Linked DNA regions of Homo sapiens: region 1 is linked to region 2. Evidence: read pairs that join two places in POLR2A ChIA-PET (ENCODE). Cell type or tissue: B cell. All regions are shown on one strand. Each heading gives the region's core, and the rest is flanking DNA. Links, peaks and the distances in the headings are about the cores only. Region 1 overlaps DYNC1I2 (dynein cytoplasmic 1 intermediate chain 2). Region 2 has its middle 68 kb from the start of DYNC1I2.

Evidence for each region. Peaks named below come from ENCODE experiments on the same cell type or tissue, not always from the same donor. Only the 100,000 strongest peaks of a DNase experiment are listed, where the experiment ranks them.
Region 1: POLR2A ChIA-PET joins it to region 2 with 6 read pairs; 2 of 35 experiments call an interaction of 5 or more read pairs at or near these places.

The regions. Positions count from the first base shown.
Region 1 is chr2:171,738,532-171,743,919 of GRCh38, reverse strand. All of the region lies in intron 15 of DYNC1I2 (dynein cytoplasmic 1 intermediate chain 2), which reads right to left. Among named protein-coding and RNA genes, the nearest start is that of DYNC1I2, 54 kb to the right of the region's middle. In B cell, for the core only: no CTCF peak of the experiment used is centred there; a DNase peak (open chromatin) is centred at 2,509; H3K27ac peaks cover 319 bases.
Region 2 is chr2:171,616,494-171,621,881 of GRCh38, reverse strand. No RefSeq gene overlaps it. Among named protein-coding and RNA genes, the nearest start is that of DYNC1I2, 68 kb to the left of the region's middle. In B cell, for the core only: no CTCF peak of the experiment used is centred there; no DNase peak of the experiment used is centred there.

The DNA.
Region 1 (5,388 bases), core at 161-5,160, 120 kb before region 2:
TAGAAAAAGTTCCTACAATTTGTTTCACTACAGAATTACCTGGTATTGTAAACTAAGAATCAACTATTGATTGCATTTTCTTTTTAACTTGTAGATGCCATACTGTTTAAAAAAAGAAATAGAACATGCTTCAAGAACATCTGTCAATGAGAAGATTCTGGGAAGATAACAGCAATAGCAGTGTACTTTTTAAATCTCCTCTAGTTCTCCCCATAAACTCAGATAAAGCAATGAGGGCAGGAAGAGCAAAGATTCACAGACAGCATCTACAGCAGAATCAGGAGACAAACTTCCAAATAAAATCAGGTGGAAACAAACCTCTCACAACTACAAGACTTGCATGGTATCAGTATCTGTGTGGGAAGAAGATGAAGGAAGGCACGAGAACTTCTGACAGGTGGAGAACAGAACCTCACAGTCATAGCAGATGCTCACTGGACAGTGTGGTGGGCTAATCTGAGAACAGCAGCAAAAACTAGGGGGCAGTTTGGCACAATTCCATTTATAAATACATTTGACCCTTGAACCATATAGGTTTGAACTGCAGAGATCCACTTATACTCATATTTTCTTCTGCCTCTGCCACCCCTGGGACAGCACAACCAACCCTTCCTCTTTCTTTTCCTCCTCAGCCTACTCAACTGTGAAGATGATAAGGATGAAGACCTTTATGATGATCCACATCCACTTAATGCATAGTAAATATATTTTCTCTTCTTTATGATTTTCTTAACATCTTCATTTCTTTAGCTTGCCCTTAAGATGACAGTATATAATACATATAACATAAAAAATATGTGTTAATCAACAATTTATGTTGTCAGAAAGGTTTCTGGTCAGTAGTAGGCTATTAGTAGTTAAGTTTTTTGGAAGTCAGAAGTTATATGTGGATTTTGAACTGCTGGGATAGGCGTTGGCACCCCTAAGCCCTGCATTATTCAAGGGTCAACTGTAAATGCAAGCAGACTACAGTGCAGTATAAGTAAGTTCTCATGGTACAGTCTGGGTGCTATAAACTCTCAAAATTAACAAATCAAAGTTCCTTTCCAAGACAAAGTCTCACAGAAGAGAAACTGCTGGGAGTAGAATCCAAGTTGTAGAATGCCAGACAAAAGAGACAAAGCAGTAAGTTCAGACAGAAGTGGTGGAGAGAAGCAGAAAAGGCACATCTCAGAAAGCACAAGGTACATGTATTCTCACTTTGCAAAAGCCAGAGAAGAGACAGCTTTAACCTAGAAAATGAACTAGGAAAGTTATCCTTGCCCATTCCCTCCCTCCTAAAAATACACAAAAATTCATTTCACTAGTAGACAATAGCAAAGAAAAGGATCTCAGTCAGATTCCATAAAAGTTATTGTGGTGTCAAGAAAATTAGATAGGAAAGGAATAGTCTTTTCAAGAAATGGTGCTGGGAAAACTAGATATACATATGCAAAAGAATAAAGCTGGCCCAGGTGCCATGGCTCATGCCTGTAATCCCAGCACTTTGAGAAGCCAAGGTGGGTGGATCACATGAGCTCAGGAGTTTGAGACCAGCTTGGCAACATGGCAAAACCCCATCTCCACAAAAAATACAAAAATTAGCTGAGCATGGTGGCATGCACCTATAGTCTCAGCCACCCTGGGGGCTGAGATGGGTGGATGGTTTGAGCCCAGGATGTCGAGGCTGCAGTGAGCTGAAATCACACCACTGCACTCCAGCCTAGGCGATGGGAGTGAGACCTTGTCTCAAAAAATAAAAAAATAAAAAAAATAAAGTTGGATCCCTCCTTCCTTACATCATATAGAAAAATTAAATGTATCACAGATCTAAATGGAAAGTAAAACTATGAAACTTTTTTTTTTTTTTTTTCTGAGACCGCGTCTCGCTCTGTCGCCCAGGTTGGAGTGCAGTGGCATGATCTCAGCTCACTGGGTTCATGCGATTCTCCTGCCTCAGCCTCCCAAGTAGCTGGGATTACAGGCGTGCACCACCATGCTCAGCTAATTTTTGTATTTTTAGTAGAGAAGGGGTTTCACCATGTTGGCCAGGCTGATCTTGAACTCCTGACCTCAGGTGATCCACCCACCTCGGCCTCCCAAAGTGCTAGGATTACAAGCGTGAGCCACCGTGCCTGGCCAAAACTATGAAACTCTTAAAGGAAGCATACAAGTAAATCTTTGTGACCTTGAACTCAGCAATGATTTCTCAGTTGAGAAGCCAAAAGCACAATGATAAAAGAAAAAGTAGGTAAACTGAGCTACATCAAAATTAAATACTTTTGGGCTTCAAATGATATCAAGAAAGTGAAAAGAGAACCTACACAATGGGAGAAAATATTTGCAAACCATGTATCTGATACATCACTGTGTCCACAGTGCTTACAATAGCCTATAAGTACATGAAAAGATGTTCAACATCATTAGTCGTGAGAGGAATGCAAATCAAAACCACAATGAGGTATCACTTCATACCACTAGGATAGCTAGTATAAAAAAGTAACAAATGTTGGTGAAGATACAGGAAATCAGAACCTTCATACCTTGCTGGGGAATGTAAAATGGTGCTGCCACTTGAAAAACAGTTTGGCAGCTCCTCAAAATGCTAATTAGTTACCATGTGACCCAACAATCCCACTCCTAGGTATATACCCGAGAGAAATAAAAACTTGCACATTCACAGCAGCATGATTCATAATAGCCAAAAAGCAGAAGCAACTGAAGTGTTCATCTGATGAATGTATAAACAAAAAGTGGTATATCTATACAATGGGGTATCATTCAGCTATAAAAGGAACAATACATTGATACAAGAAGTATCAATATGAAGGATGACCCTTGAAAACATTATGCAAAGTGAGAGAAGCCAGTACACAATTGCAAGATTCCATGAAATGTCCATGAACTGTCCATAACAGGCAGACCCAAAGAGATAGAAAGTAGATTGATTAGTGGTTTCCAGGAGCTGTGGGGGTAGGGGAGAATGTGGAGTGACTGCTAATGGGCATAATTTTTCTTTCTAAAATTTGAAAATGTTCTAAAATTAGATACTGGCAATTAGGCGTGCCTCTGTGAATATACTAAGAACCACTGAATTGTATACTTTAAAAGGGTGAATTTCATGGTATAAGGGTTTTGCTCAATAAAACTGTTACTTAAAAAGAAACTTATTTTAAAAGAAGAGATAAGGTGATCTAAAAAAAAAAGTGATAAAGAAGATCAGCAAAAGTACATCTACAATGGCAGGTCCTGAAGAAGAAAACCAAAGCAGTAATACAGAACAAATACCAAAAACAACTCAAAAGAACTCTCCTAAAATGAAAGACAGCTTGAAACTACATATTGAAAGGATATCCTGTGTATCTAGGAACACTGACCCTCTAAAGAAAAGGGAAAAAATCATTTGATCACCCACATTTTTTAAAAAGACCAAATCGCAAGTAGGAAAAAGAAAATCAGATTGTGATCAGATTTTGTGACAGCAATGCTTTTTTCCAGAAGTCCACAGAGTAACTAAGGTATGCAAAGAAAGAAAACGTAAGTCATGGATTTTATAAACAATCAAACTAATCTTCATAATCATGTACTTTTGTGGAATATGGGAATAATGCACCTGTGGGCACCTTCTGCATCACGTACTATAGAATGAGCTTCAGATGACCAAAAAGACTGAAGAGACGTTAACGTAAGGTCTGGTGGATAACCAAATCATTTATGAGGGTAAACGTCTCATTACAGAAACATAAACTATCTGCAACCACACACATTAATATGAATGACACCACAGGAATGCAAAATCGAGACTGAGAAACCCTACAGGACCAACTTGACAGACACCAACCTGGTTTCTTCCTCAAGAATAAAACAGCAAGAAAAAAAAGAGGGATGCAAGCCCTACTTTAAAGAGGAACTTAAAAGGTATGTCAATTGTGGCTGGGCTTGGTGGCTCAAAATCCCAGGACTTTGGAAAGCCGAGGAGGGCTGAGGCAGGCGGATCACTTGAGGCCAGGAGTTTGAGACCAGCCTGGCCAACATGGTGAAACCCTGTCTCTACAAAAAATATAAAAATTAGCCAGGCATGGTGGCGGGCGCCTGTGATCCCAGCTACTCAGGAGGCTGAGGCATAAGAATCACTTGAACCCAGGAGACAGAGGTTGCAGTGAGCCAAGATCGTGCCACTGCACTCCAGCCTGGGCAACAGAGTGAGATTCGGTCTCAAAAAAAAAAAAAAAAAAAAAAAAAAAGAGATATGTCAATCGCAAATGGATGGCCCTCCTTTGGATCCTGCTTCAAATAAATAGTAAAAAGAAAAAAAAAATTGAACACTGATAGGCCATTTGACGAAAATAAGGAGCCAATGTTCATTTTGGGGCATTTAATAATGATATGGTAGTATTTTTTAAAGAGGTTTTATTTTTTAGAAATACATAATGAATATTTATAGTTGAAATGGTATGTATAGGCTTGATTTTAATATTGCAGAGGTTATGTATAGACAAGATTGGTCATGTGTTAACTATGGAAGCTGGGAACAATAATGGCTTCATTATATTATTCCCTCTGCTTTTGTATCTGAGATTTTCCATAATAAAATGTTTTAAAATTGTGAATTAAAAATTTTCAGATATGATAGTAAATGTCAACAGCATGATCATTTTAATAGCCAAAATGTTTGTTTTTAATTTAAAAACCAAAATTTTAATAAAACTTAAAACTAAGGTAAACACAAAAATTAAAAGCCTTTTTCTTTTACAATCACTATCTGTCACTCTCCCTGATAACACCACCAAATGAAGTCTCACTCTGAGAAGGTGGTTTTCTTTTTTTTTTTTTTTTCACTCTTGTTGCCCAGGCTAGAGTGCAATGGTGTGATCTTGGCTCACTGCAACCTCTGCCTCCCGAGGAGCTGGGATTACAGGCATGCACCACCACACATGGCTAATTTTGTATTTTTAGTAGAGATGGGGTTTCACCATGTTGGCCAGGCTGGCCTCGAACTCCTGACCTCCGGTGATCCACCTGCCTTGGCCTCCCAAAGTGCTGGGATTACAGGCGTGAGCCACCATGCCTGGCCGAGAAGGTGGTTTTCAACCTAGGATGTGCACAATCATCTGCAGAGCTTTTGAAAAATACAAATGCAGGGCTCAACTCCAGATGCACTTCATCGGTATCTCTGCTGTTGCTCCACTAGTGATTCTGATGCACACCAATGATTAAGAACCACTGTGCTAAGGCCTCTGACTCCTGAGGTGATAGTGTACTTCTTCAAAAACAGCTTATTTTTAGGCAATGTTATGTCTTCCATCAAAGACCAAGTAATTCCACTCTAGGTATATACCCAAAAGAAATGAGTGCTTATGGCCATCAAAAGACATCTACAATTATGCTCACAACACTATTTGTAATGGC
Region 2 (5,388 bases), core at 188-5,187:
TAAGGATTCTTTCAACATTGAGCTCCTGGGAGAGGAAGACATCAGAGATCATGGCCTACAACCCGGAGATTTTGTTTACTGGAAATGACATCAAATAAAAGCTTCTCTCCAACCCCATTGGAAGGGACTATATCAGATATTGTTAACCAATCCTTGTGCAGCCAAACTCAAGGCCATCTACTCATGAATTCACATTTCTCATTTTAAAAAGTTAGCCCTACCTGAGCAGACATCTTCCATCACTGGAGAAGATCTCCAACTGGAGCTGACCTGCAGCTAGTCACCCTGTTCTACAGACCAGGATGAAAAGTAGAAATTCAGTTAGAAAGAATCACCCAAAAGACTAAATGGCTACAAGACATTAGAAAGACCAAACCCCTTACATGATTTACTTGATTGGTTACCTTAAGAAATAAAAACACCTTTCAGATCTAGATTTCAAATTGTTTGTTAATAATTGTCCTTATTTGCATCATATTGATACAGAACAGCTGGGCTCCCAGCTAAACACCACCCTCAAGCCTGAACCCTCAGCCCTAAGTAAAAACAGCTGGCCCTATTTTTCTGCCCAAGTGATTGCCTTTTTTGCCTGCCATTCCCCTATCCTGTGCCCATAAAAAGACTTCAGCTGGAAGAGCAACACAAGCGGCTTATACAAGTGGTTGGGGATGCAAGCTGCTGAACATTGGAGATATGTGCAGCTGAGCATCAGGGATCCATGCAGCTGAGTGTCAGAAATTACGAATAGACGCTGCTAACTTCAGACAGTGCAGCTTCAGGGAAACATCACCTTCTTCCCACACCATCCCCTTTCAAATTCCCCATCCTACTGAGAGCCACTTTTATCGCCCAATAAATATTCCAAATACACTATCCTTCAAATAGTTTGTGTGACCTGATTGTTCCTGGACACTGAACAAGAACTCAGGTGTCAAAAAAGGCAGGTGTAGGAGGCTGTCACCCTGAGCCTTCACTGAGCTGTTACACTTAGCCATCCATGGACTGCAGGCTGAGTGAAATGAGCCACTCTAGTTCCTGTCCACAAAGAGGGTCAAAGTCAGGGGAAAAATCCCATCTCAATATTTTTGGTTCTTAAGTTGATTATGCTTTGTATTTCTAGATGTCTTAACATCAAGAAAGAAATGATCCAACATGCTGTGGCTCCTCTGTAAGTGGATGGCCTAGATCTTGTTGCTCTGTCCCTTTATGTTGCCAGTCAATTCAGCCTTGAGACCTCTCTAAATTCTTAAGTTTAAAATTTCAAATTTTTTTATTTTATATTTTTGTGTAGAGATGGGGGTCTTGCTATGTTGCCCAAGCTAGTCTTGAACTCCTGAGCTCAAGTGATCCTCCCACCTCGGCCTCCCAAAGTGCTGGGATTACAGGTGTGAGCCACAGTGCCTGGCCATCACTAAATTCTTAAGCCATAAGTACCTGTCCTCTTTCCCTCAGACATGGGATGAGATTACCTGGGAATGAGCCTTCCCAATGACATGAGACAAACATCTAAAATTTTGGTCATCGATGCCTTCAGAAGAGAAAAATTTTGATCAAAAGGGGGAAATGAGAAAAGAAAGAACAATGTTTAGCCAATCAATACCTTATGTTACCTTAGTGTAAATTCTTGATAAACAACTTACAAACTGCCTCTTCTCTTTTCCTTTAAAAACCCACTTGTAACTACTGCTAATTGGAGCATATATTCAGGCAACTTGAATCTGTGCTCCTTGGTTGCAGTCCTCAAACTTGGCCCAAATAAACCCTCTACTTATGTTAATTTGGCCACAGTTTTTTCCTTTAGGTCAACAAAGCTATTCTCCAGAAAGCAATACAGATATACAATTTGACCTCTGGTTTCATTATTCTACATGTTTATATTTCTTTTAATAATATATTTGTTTTTTGTGTGCCCAGGCAAATAAATTCAGACTTTGTTTTTAAAAAGCAGCAACAAGCCTGGGTGCAGGGGCTCATGCCTGTAATCCTAACACTTTGGGAATCCAAGGTGGGAGGATCACCTGAGACCAGTAGTTCAAGACTAGCCTGGACAAGACAGTGAGACCCCCCAACTCTCTACAAAAAATAAAAAAATTAGCTGGGCATAGTGGTGCAATGCCTGCAATCCCAGCTACTCAGGAGGCTGAAGCAGGAAGAGAATTGCTTGAGCCTGGGAGTTCGAGGTTGTAGTGAGCTATAATTATAACACTGCACTCCAATCTGGATGATGGAGTAAGACTGCTTCTCAAAAAACAAACAAAAACACCCCACAACAACAACACTGTATGATTAAGGAAAATGTTTGGATGGTAAAATGAAAGCAATAACCTAAACCAAGGTTATCATTTATTTGAAAAGTATTTGTTGAACTTCTACTGTATGGCACTATGATAATTAGTCTATCAACTTGAATAAGAAAATGTGGTAGTGGGCAGAGCACAGTAGCCCACACCTGTAATCCTAGCAGTTTGGGAGGCCAAGGCAGGAGGATTGCTTGAGGCCAGAAGTTTGAGACCAGCATGGACAAAATGACGAGATGCTATCTCTACAAAAAATTTAAAAATTAACCAGGCATAGTGGCAAGCACCTGTAGTCCCAGCTTCTTTGGAGGCTCAAGTGGGAGCATTGCTTGAGCCCAGGTCATTGAGGCTGCAGTGAACCATGATCACACCACTACACTCCAGCCTGAGCAACAGAGTGAGACCCTATCTCCAAGTGAAAAAAAAAAAAGAAAATGTGAAATGTGGAAGTCCTTGCAATATTAGTGTGGACTCTCAAGGTTAGTTTAAAAGGATAGAAATACCATTCAAACCAGCTCAAGTGATTAAGGACATTTACTGGCTCATGTTACTGAAAAGTTTGAGAATTGCTTCGGGCACTGCTGGATCCAGAGGCTCAATGTCCTACCTGTCTTTCTATCTCTAGACTGCCTTCCTCTGAAGGACTTAGATGAACTAGAAAAGAAACTGACAATTCAGAGACTCTAAGGCATTTCCAATCACCATTAAGGAAAATTTCCCTTGAGATTTATGTCTCTTGGTCCCACTTTGTCTTTAGAATTAAGGAATTGAACTGTGATTTGCAAGGTTCCTTCTGGCTTCAACATTTAGATTTAGCAAACAAAAATACAGGACACACAGTTAAGTTTGAATTTCAGGTAAACAATGAGTAATTTTTTAGTGTAAGTATGTACCAAATATTGTATGGTACATTTTTACACTAAAAAATTGTTTGAAACATGAATTTTATTGTTCCAATATTATTACTCATACAGCAATAGTTACCACTAGTGGTTTTGGTGTGAAATAGCTGTCATTCAGTAAAATATTGTTCCTTGAAGTTATCCTGAAACTTAAATATGTATAAATGTGACATTAATAAGTGCTTTTACAGGTTTTTCATCTGTCGAACAAGACTAATCATATAAAATTTGCGACTCTCCCACAAATGTGGGGTTGACAGAGTTAAAGTCCTCAGGACTTCTTGAAAGTAAATAAAAACAAATATAGATTTTGATTATTATTGCTACTTTTATAGCTGATATTTCTTTTTTAACACATTAACTTCCCTCCACTGAGCAAACTGCTCAGTTGTTGGAAGGACTCATGTCATCATCCCTCTTTTCTCAATGTGTCTTGCTGCTGTTGAGCTAAACAATTCTTTAGCTCCCAGGGTGCTTATTTAATAAATGATGCTGTGAAGTTCCCAAAGAAAGACTTTCAATTTCCCTCTTGTGTGATGGCTGTGATCAAGCTGCAGCACCCTGTGGTCTGCATCAATGGAATATATGCTTGGAACTCATTCACTAACTTGCTTTCTGTATTTAATCTGTTAAGTTCCGTAAACGGTAGAAATACCTGATGCTTTTCTTCTTCTCTTGATAATTTTCTCCTCTACTTTTCCTCAAATTGGGAAATAAAGGTTAACTGCTGTATATTTTTGAGCTAATTTTCTCTTTCACAGGATGCTTGAAAGTAAAGTCATCAGTATTTTAAAATGCATACACACACCATCCTGTAGCTGATTCTACAATTTCAGCTCATCAACTATTTTTTTTTAATTTTTTATTTATTATTATTATACTTTAAGTTTTAGGGTACATGTGCACAATGTGCAGGTTAGTTACATATGTATACATATGCCATGCTGGTGTGCTGCACCCACCAACTCGTCATCTAGCATTAGGTATATCTCCCAATGCTATCCCTCCCCTCCCCCCAGCCCACAACAGTCCCCAGAGTGTGATGTTCCCCTTCCTGTGTCCATGTGTTCTCATTGTTCAATTCCCACCTATGAGTGAGAATATGTGGTGTTTGGTTTTTTGTTCTTGTGATAGTTTACTGAGAATGATGATTTCCAATTTCATCCATGTCCCTACAAAGGACATGAACTCATCATTTTTATGGCTGCATAGTATTCCATGGTGTATATGTGCCACATTTTCTTAATCCAGTCTATCATTGTTGGACATTTGGGTTGGCTCCAAGTCTTTGCTATTGTGAATAGTGCCGCAATAAACATACATGTGCATGTGTCTTTATAGCAGCATGATTTATAGTCCTTTGGGTATATACCCAGTAATGGGATGGCTGGGTCAAATATCAACTATTACTTACACTCAAGCTAGAGTGTAAATAGCTTATACTCAAGCTAGAGTGTAAATAGCTTATACTCAAGCTAGAAGTTGAGTATAAATAATAGTTGATGAGCTGAAATTGTAGAATCATGGAATTATTAGAGAATTTTGAGATTAAGTCAGATTTCTTCCTTTCACAGGTAAGAAAACTGAGGCTCAGAGAGATTACATGCTATAGCCAAGATCACACAACCCAGGTGACACTAAACTGGGGCCCTCCATGAACCAAATCCAGCCCACCACTACCTGTTTGTGGAAATAAAGTTTTATTGCAACACAGTTGCTCCCATTTGTTGCATTGCCTATGACTGCATTTGTACTATAATTACAGAGTTGAGTAGTTGCGAGAGAGACTATCTGGCCCACAAAGCCTAAAATATTTACTATCCAGCTCTTTAAACAGGTTGCCCAACCCCTCTCTAGGCCTCCGGAGTCCTCTGCCTCCAGCTAGAAGAAGGGGAACAGGCATGGAGAAGTATACATGAAGCAGGGACTGGGGAGGTGGTAGGGACAGCCAGGCCTGGAGTGAGGCACATCATTTCTGCCCATGTTCCACTGACGAACATGAGTCACATGGTTTCACTTGGTTGCAAGGGCTGAGAGATATAGTCCTTTGAGACGCAGTCCAGAGTAGCTGATTCCCAGTGCAATTCTACCCCCTGGAAGTGGGAGCATGGCTTCTGATAGGTAGCTAGTTTTCTGGAGCACAGGTGGTCAGCACCCTGTTAGTCTCCTGTAGCATAATAGACACATTT